Regions from separate parts of the Homo sapiens genome. Here region 2 is linked to region 1. The links are chromatin loops, found by intact Hi-C in ENCODE. Cell type or tissue: PC-9. All regions are shown on one strand.

What was found. A loop is a pair of places that touch in the nucleus more often than their neighbours do. Peaks named below come from ENCODE experiments on the same cell type or tissue, not always from the same donor. Only the 100,000 strongest peaks of a DNase experiment are listed, where the experiment ranks them.
Region 2: a loop joins it to region 1, with 4 times the contacts of the local background. A loop is called at or near these places in 1 of 110 quality-filtered maps.

The regions. Positions count from the first base shown.
Region 1 is chr17:66,545,261-66,549,260 of GRCh38, forward strand. The region is part of intron 3 of PRKCA (protein kinase C alpha); the gene reads left to right. Among named protein-coding and RNA genes, the nearest start is that of PRKCA-AS1, 130 kb to the left of the region's middle. RefSeq lists a silencer at 3,577-3,759. In PC-9, no CTCF peak of the experiment used is centred here; a DNase peak (open chromatin) is centred at 2,411; H3K27ac peaks cover 1,229 bases.
Region 2 is chr17:66,659,103-66,663,102 of GRCh38, forward strand. All of the region lies in intron 5 of PRKCA (protein kinase C alpha), which reads left to right. Among named protein-coding and RNA genes, the nearest start is that of MIR634, 130 kb to the right of the region's middle. In PC-9, no CTCF peak of the experiment used is centred here; a DNase peak (open chromatin) is centred at 2,469; H3K27ac peaks cover 819 bases.

The DNA of each region.
Region 1 (4,000 bases):
TACTAAAAAATACAAAAAATTAGCCAGGCGTGGTGGCGGGTGCCTGTAGTCCCAGCTACTCAGGAGGCTGAGGTAGGAGAATGGCGTGAACCCAAAAGGCGGAGCTTGCAGTGAGCCAAGATTGTGCCACTGCACTCCAGCCTGGGCGACAGAGCGAGACTCTGTCTCAAAAAAACAGATAATTTATCTACATACTGTATGACTTTACTTTAAAAAATGTTTGTATCCTTGTAGTAAGACTGTTATTTTTTTTAATCCTACATCACATCATGCATTCCTGAGTGTGAGCTACCAGTGTTTTTGTCTAGGGCTAGATTACTAGAGCTAAAATATCGGGAGAATTAATGAGAAAAAAAGGCTTAACCACTGAGGCTCTGTCAATATCAGTTTTTGTGGCAGGCTATGTTTACTTTCTTCAAGGAAAAATGTCAGGCAAAATTTTATCACTACAAATACAAAAGAGAAGAACATTAAAAAAATCTGATCATTATAGAAATCATAGTCAGTGCAGAATGTTTCCTGCAGAATCCAAGTGTTTAGTGAATGTTGGTGGAAAATATGAAGTGTGTCATGTGATTGGAAAGTCATTTACCATATTCATTTTTCTTTTAGGAAAAAAAGTAAATTAGATTTTGTATGAGAATAAACCTTACTGAGACTTGTTAATTTTGCTCTGAAATTTACTGTTTGATATTAATCTGGCCAGTCTAGCTTTCTTTTAGATTAATGTTACCATGATACTTCGTTTTTTATCCTTTTACTTTTCATATATCTGTGTCTTTAAGTCTAAAACGAGTTTCATATAGACAGTATCAGTATGTAGTCTGGTCCTTTTTTATCTGCTGTGACAATCTTTGCCATTTAATTGCAGTCTTTACACCATTTATATGTAATGGAATTATCATTAATTTACATGGGATTATAATTTACATTTAATGACCACTATCCTTTTATTTGCATTCAGTTCATCCTCTTGTTCCCTTTTTCCTTCTGTTGGGATGAGTATTTTTAATTACTTCATTTTATTATGTTTGGTTGTATTAGTTTCTAATATGATTAGCTGTATTAGTTTCTAAGGCTGCCATAACAGATTAACATAGAGTGTCTCAAAACAACAGAAATGTATTCATACACAGTTCTGAAAGCTAGAAGTCCACAATTAAGGCCTTGGCAGGGTCATGCTTCCTTTGAAGGCTCTTGGCAAGAATCTTTCCTTGCATTTTCCTACGTTGTGTTAGTTGCCGCTAATCCTCTATGTTCATTGGCTTGTGGCTGCATCTCTCCAGTTTCCGCCTCTGTGTTCACATGGCCATCTTCCCTCTGTGTGTGCCTGCCATTTCCAAATCTTTCTTTCCTTATAAAAATAGCAATCATTGGATTTAGGGGCTACCCTAATCCAATATTGGCCTCATGTTACTTCATTACATTTGCAAAGACCTTATTTCCAAATAACGTCACATTCACGTAGACCTGGAGTAAAGGCTTCGAGATATTGTTTTGGGGAACACAATACGACCCGCAGCATTAGTTTTACCTCTTCGTGTTTTGTTTTGTTTTGTTTGTGGTTGATCTAGGGCTTGTAATGTAAATCTTTAATCAATCAGTCTACTTTCCAACAATATTATACCACATCACATATGGTGTAAGAACCTTACAACAGTTTACTTGTATTTCCCCTCATTTTGCCAAGCATAAAATACTATTGCTTTAAGCTACTGTAGCATCTCCCATATCTGTCCCCTCCTCTGTATTCCTACTACTACTGACTAAGGTGAGCTCCTTGTTATTTCTTGCCTTTTGTCTTGAGTAGTCTGGAGTTTCACCAGTTTACCTTAGCGATCTTGCCCTTACCTATCTACCTTCCTTTCTCACTTAGGTATCGTGTTTATGTCTCCAGATATGCCTGTGTATGTTACATCTCTGTACTTTGCTCACACTGAACTTGAACACCCTCCCCTCCACTTATCTTTCAAACAGTTATTTCCCTTTCAAAACCAAGACAAGTCTTGCCTTCTTTGAATCACTCAATGCAGTCAGCTGTGGTCTCCCTCTGTGCCCTGCTATGGATGACACACAATCTCAGTCCCAATCCCAGGTCCTGTTACGTTTTACTGGATAATTTGTCTATCCTCTTCCTCCCAAGGGGATAGGAACCTTGTGAGAGTCATCTCCTAGCATCTAGGATGTCACCAGACTGATAATCACTGTTCCATGAATGTACACTAAATGAAGTTATCAATGAATCAGTAAGTTGAGTGCTGGTTTCACTAGTCCTTACTGTTTACTGAGAGTTGTTTATAAATGACTAAATGTTCCCTTGGTAGGTGTTGTGATGAATCCTACCTACCCTGGGTAAGTTCCTTGACTATTCATTGTTAACTTCATCGAAAGTTACTTGAGAATCAAGAGTCATTTTGACAGCTTCAAATATTGACAGAAGGCTGTGGACATATTTTCCAGATGCCTTAAAAAAATAGGATGATTTCCTCATTGAAGTAGAAAATAACCCTTGATACCACCAGTTCAACTCAAATATTTACTTGGGCAAATAATTATTTGCAAGCAAAGAAACCATCTTACGGCTTTTTATTCTGACACATTAAAGCACTTACCATGAGAAAACCATACAAACATCTTTTAGATAATTTTGACCAGAAACATTGGAAGGACATTCATGACATATCCTGGCTGCTTAGAGGTTTGCAAAACATGCTGCTCCACTCTTTTTTTCTTAGGCCTGTACACAGATCCCAAGTCATTTTTTAAATGTGGAAATGTTTAAAGGGTTGTAGTGTTTTCTGATTACAGAAACCATACGAATTGTAGCTGTAATTGTGGGGCTAGAGCCTGAGGGAGCTTTTCGCTGATTCTTGTTCGGGGGGATTTCCTTGAAGTCGACAGTGGAAGAACATTATAAAGCAAAAACTACAGCTCCTTACACTTCTCCTTAGCTGTGAAAATAAAGACCAAAAAATTTACTGAGATGATGGTGAAGGCCACCAAACCTCACAGGGCTGAGTCAGCTGGTGCCTATGAGGGCGCCCCTCCTTGACACTTCCTTCCTTTTGGCAGGAAGGAGAGGGGCAGAAAGTCATCTCCTGCCGCCTCCCTCCCCTCAGAAAATGATTTATAATGTTTGAGAGATCTACTGTGAGCAAAGTTCAACACACATGCCTAAAGGACACGTCCTCTAACAAATGAGGACTTAGCAAGCTGCCTACCAGGCACCAAGCTGTGTGTACCACACAGGTATTTCTCACTTAATCTTTACAACAACCCATTAAGATAGGTGATCTGGTGTCCTGAGTGGTGGCCCTCTCTCATGCATATCTGTATCCCAATCCCTGGAACCTGTAAATATTGCCTTATTTGGAAAAAAAGGGTCTTGAGGTGACCCTATCCTGGACTATCTGCATGGGCCCTAAATGCCATCTCATGGACTTTCGAAAAGGTGAGGTTGAGATGGGAGTGATGCTGACAAGGCAGGGCGGCTGGAGGAGGTGGGAGCTGGATTCCCTCCTAGCGCCTACCGAATACGTTTCGGCAAGTTTTTTTTTTTTTGAAGCAGGCTCTCTCTCTGTTGCCCAGGCTGGAGTGTAGTGGCGCAATCACAGCTCAGTCACTGCAGCCTCCGCCTCCCGGGCTCAAGCAATCTTCCTGCCTCAGCCTCCTGAGTAGCTGGGACCACAAGTGCACTACCACACCCAGCTAATTTTTGTATTTTTTGGTAGAGATGGGGTTTTGCCATGTTGACAGGCTGGTTTCAAACTCCTGGGCTCAAGTGACCCGCCTGTCTTGACCTCCCAGAGTGCTGGGATTACAGGCATGAGCCACCGTGCCGGGCCACTTTCTGTAATTTTAAGCTACCAAGTTTATGGCAGTTTTTTTTTTTTTTTTTTACAATAACCACAGGAAGTCCATGCAGGTGCCATTATTGCCTCATTTTACAGAGGGGGAAACTGAGGCTTAGAGAGATGGATTAAGGTGCTCAAGTTTGTAA
Region 2 (4,000 bases), 110 kb after region 1:
GAACCCTGACGTTCCCTTCAGCTCTGGCATTTTGTTGAGAGCTGTTTCAGAGAGAGCTAATCGGTGGTGCCAATAAGTGTGCCCCTTCGTGAGGAACTGATGGTAGATTGGAGACTCTAGGGACTCTGCAAATGGATGAGGCCTGAGAGGCTGCTGGTCCGGTGATTTTCAAACAAGTTGGAACATCACATCTTGTTTGAGATGATATTCAAATGATATTTCACCAGAGTTACTCTGATTGAAGGGAAGAAAATAGGGTACTCACCTTCTTCCTCCTCCTCCACCAGCCATGAGGAGACTCTGTGGAGCAGAGTTTGAAAGTCAAGGATGTAGGCTGGGTGTAGGGCCTCACACCTGTGTCCCAGTACTTTGAGAGGCGGAAGCAGAAGATCCCTTGAGGCCAGAAGTTCAAGACCATCCTGGGCAACAGAACAAGACCTTGTCTCTATAAAGAGTAAAAATAAATATAATTTAAAAATTAAAAATAAAAATTAGCCGGGCATGGTGGCACACATGCTGCACTTTGGTCCCAACTACTCAGGAGGCTGATGTGGGAGGATTACCTGAGCCCAGGAGTTTGAGGCTGCAGTGAGCCAAGATTGCACTCCAGCCTGGGTAGCAGAGTGAGACTCCGTCACAAAAAAAAGAAGTCACTAATGTGATTGTTATCACACTGTGCTGGGGTCCGTGCACCCCATGCAGCAAAGCCAAATGCTGATGTTGGGTTAACAGCAGGAGAAACTGAGGCGTTTATTGCCAAGCAAGGAGAATTGAGCAGCTCGTGCTGATGACTTGAACTGGCAGATAGCTTACAGCTATCCATTATTTAAAGGCGGGAAGGTGGAGGTTACAGTCGAAGTCATTCAGTACCTGGGGGCCACATGTTGGTTTGACCCAAACAGGTAGGACATCCCAAAGCTGGGGAGGCGGTGTGCCACAGTCATGGCTGGATTCAAAGATCTTCTGATTTGTGATTAGTTAAGGAGGCGAAGCTTTGTCTAAGAATTAGGGATCAACAAAAAAAAAAACAATGTTAGCTCTGGCTTTTGGGTACAAAAGCATCGAAGGGAGATGGAAGAATGTAGAACAAAGAACAGCAGTCAGAGTGCTGTCTTCTGCTCCCCCCATCCAAGGGCTGTGTGCCAGTGGGTCCGTTTGGTGGGGGTCCAGTTTTCTGAAACAACTCAAGGGCATGTGTTTAGATGTTATCTTTAATTTCTACAGAAAGCAAAACATCTCCTAACTTCCTTGCTGTTGTTTTAACTTACTGATACCTTCTTCCTTGTCAAGTTGCTCATTTAATTCTCAAGGCTACCTAGGTGCCTGGAATTTTCCTTGAAGGAACTCAAGATTTTCCTTTATTTCCATGTTAGGGGGTGCTCCTGCCCGGGGACCCTCTGAAAATTCTGTCCCATGGTCCATCCCCTTCATTTTCATGCATAAAAACCACGGCTCAGGGAATATGGCTACTATGTAGGGTCTTTGGGGTTATAAAGGATAAAACCGGCCGGGCGCGATGGCTCACGCCTGTAATCCCAGCACTTTGGGAAGCCGAGGCGGGCGGATCACGAGGTCAGGAGATCAAGACCATCCTGGCTAACACGGTGAAAACCTGTCTCTACTAAAAAATATATATATATAATAACAATACAAAAAATTAGCCGGGTGTGGTGGCGGGCGCCTGTAGTCCCAGCTACTCGGGAGGCTGAGGCAGAAGAATGGCATGAACCCGGGAGGCAGAACTTGCAGTGAGCCGAGATCGCACCACTGCACTCCAGCCTGGGCAACAGAGCAAGACGCTGTCTTAAAAATAAATTAATTAATTAATTAATTAAAGGATAAAACCAACCCACTCAGGTAGAAGGGGGAATTAGCAAAAGAAATCTAGAGTATCGTGAAACGCAAGGGTGGGAATGCCTTGGAGCCATAAGAATACTGAGAACCCAAGATTCTCTTTCTGTATCTCACCTCTTCTTTCTCCATACTGCCTTCATTTGTTTCTTTTCCACAACACGTTAGACTTTCTTTGCATTGCAGAAAACATGGCCCTAGACGATTCTACAGCTTCGCCTCTTGCAGCTGCATGTCTTCTACTGTGTCAGTCACAAATCCAAAAATTCTGGGAAAGGGATTCATCGACTCAGTGTGGGTCACATGCCACCCTGGACCAATGGACTGTGACTGGAGGGCAGATATGGGGTGGGGTGGGAGGTGGGAGACATTTTCAGGAACAAGGAATAGTGAGAAGCAGACAAAACTGTAGGTAATGCAACACTGCCATGAAACGTGAGCCAGGGTTGTGCAGGAAGTGTGTTCAGGAGGAGGATGCAGCCAGGCTCCTGCCTTCTACTTCGATGCTCCTTTCCTTCAACCACCTTGCACATCCGTGAAATTACTCAAGAGGGACAGTGGCTGAGCTTATGTCCAAAAGTTGGATATGACTCATCAGTTCCTTTTGAACACGTCAACCTGCTCCTGGCCTGGCTGGTCTCCAAAAACAGCCAAGGGTAAAGAAAAAAACTTGATTGAGTGACATTTGTCCAATTCAGCCACCCAGTGCATTAATCACCCTTTTTATTTAGAAGCTGTAAAACAGCACAACAGGTTCCAGGCGTAAATGGTGTTGATGTGGAAGAGATTGAGTGATGGTGGTACCCGCAGGAAGCAAGTCCTTTGAATGGGCTCACGGGGAGATTGTGGAACAAGTGGCTCAGGAAGGTGGAGCTGTTTGATCAGGGCCTAGGAACTAGACAAGGCCCTCCAGAATGCATTTTGAGCCATTGGCCTTAAACAACCTTCCCCTGCGGCAGCTTTTTCTGCAGGCCACGTTGCTGCCTTGGCAGACCCTCACCCCTTACCCCTGGAGCTTTTCTTTCACGAGGAATTCCTACTGCGAGAATAAACAAAGGTAGTTGGCAGCATGCTAACAATGCCTCCAGGTTCTTAGCCTCTGTCCTGAGAAGAGCCAGCCAGGCAACCTGGCTTTCATTCAGCAAGGGAAGAGAAAAGCAAGGTACCTTTTATCCCTGAATCATCGCCACAAGGCCCTCTCAGGTCAGGAAACTGATGTGTCTCCTGCTTGGTTTGTAAACCATGTGGATGATACCCAGAATATCAGGTCCTCTCTCTCTCTTCCGTCCAAACGAAAGCACTTAGATGTCACATGCCCACCTTGTAAGTCCTCATGGGATTTGGGATCCTCATCCTGTGCACAGACCTTGACTCATGGGCTCTACAACATTGGCTGTCTTCCTGTTTAATTTCCCTTTCTACTGACAGTTTTGCCAATTCAGTGATGGCTTTAGCGCCATGGCTCAGCGGCACCCAAGCAGCTTGAGACATCCGTGGTTTGGGGGTCATCTTAGTTATTTCATGGAATGAAAAGTTTTACATCCAAGATACTCGGCCCCCAGTCATTTCTTTTCTGTATCAATTTAGTCTCTCTTTAGTTTTGGTGCATGTGGTTGACTTGTGGTAGTCTAAGGTGTTGACGGACTGGCCCAGAGAGAGATCTCAAAGCTAGTGAGAATGTGTCCAGGTTCTTGTTTGATTTTGTTTTGGTTTGATTTTGATTGTGGTCGAGATAAGAGGCTTTTCCAGGTGAAAATCTCGTAGGCCTGGCATCATACCTGTAATTAATGTTTATCTTCTGCTTTATACTCTCAGATTAAAGACAGCAATGGTATAACAGCAAGGCTGGAAAGAATAAAGTTTACTCCTGTTTTATCTCTCTCTCCAAACACCGTAGTGTTCCAGAGACAGATACTGATAGTCTCTTGTGCTCATGAACTCCTAGTAGCTCCTGATAAGTACATTTCTCAGAGAATCAGCTCTGAGCCCATTTGTGGGGAACAAGTGTATGGGAAAGTCGTCGATTCTGCAGGTGTTGGGAACAGTTCTGTAATGGGATAGCAGATCCCTCTTCTGCTGGCGGATGGAGGAAGGATACCCTTGCCGGTGGACAGTTGCCTCCTAATCAGGAATTATGCCTCATGCTCAG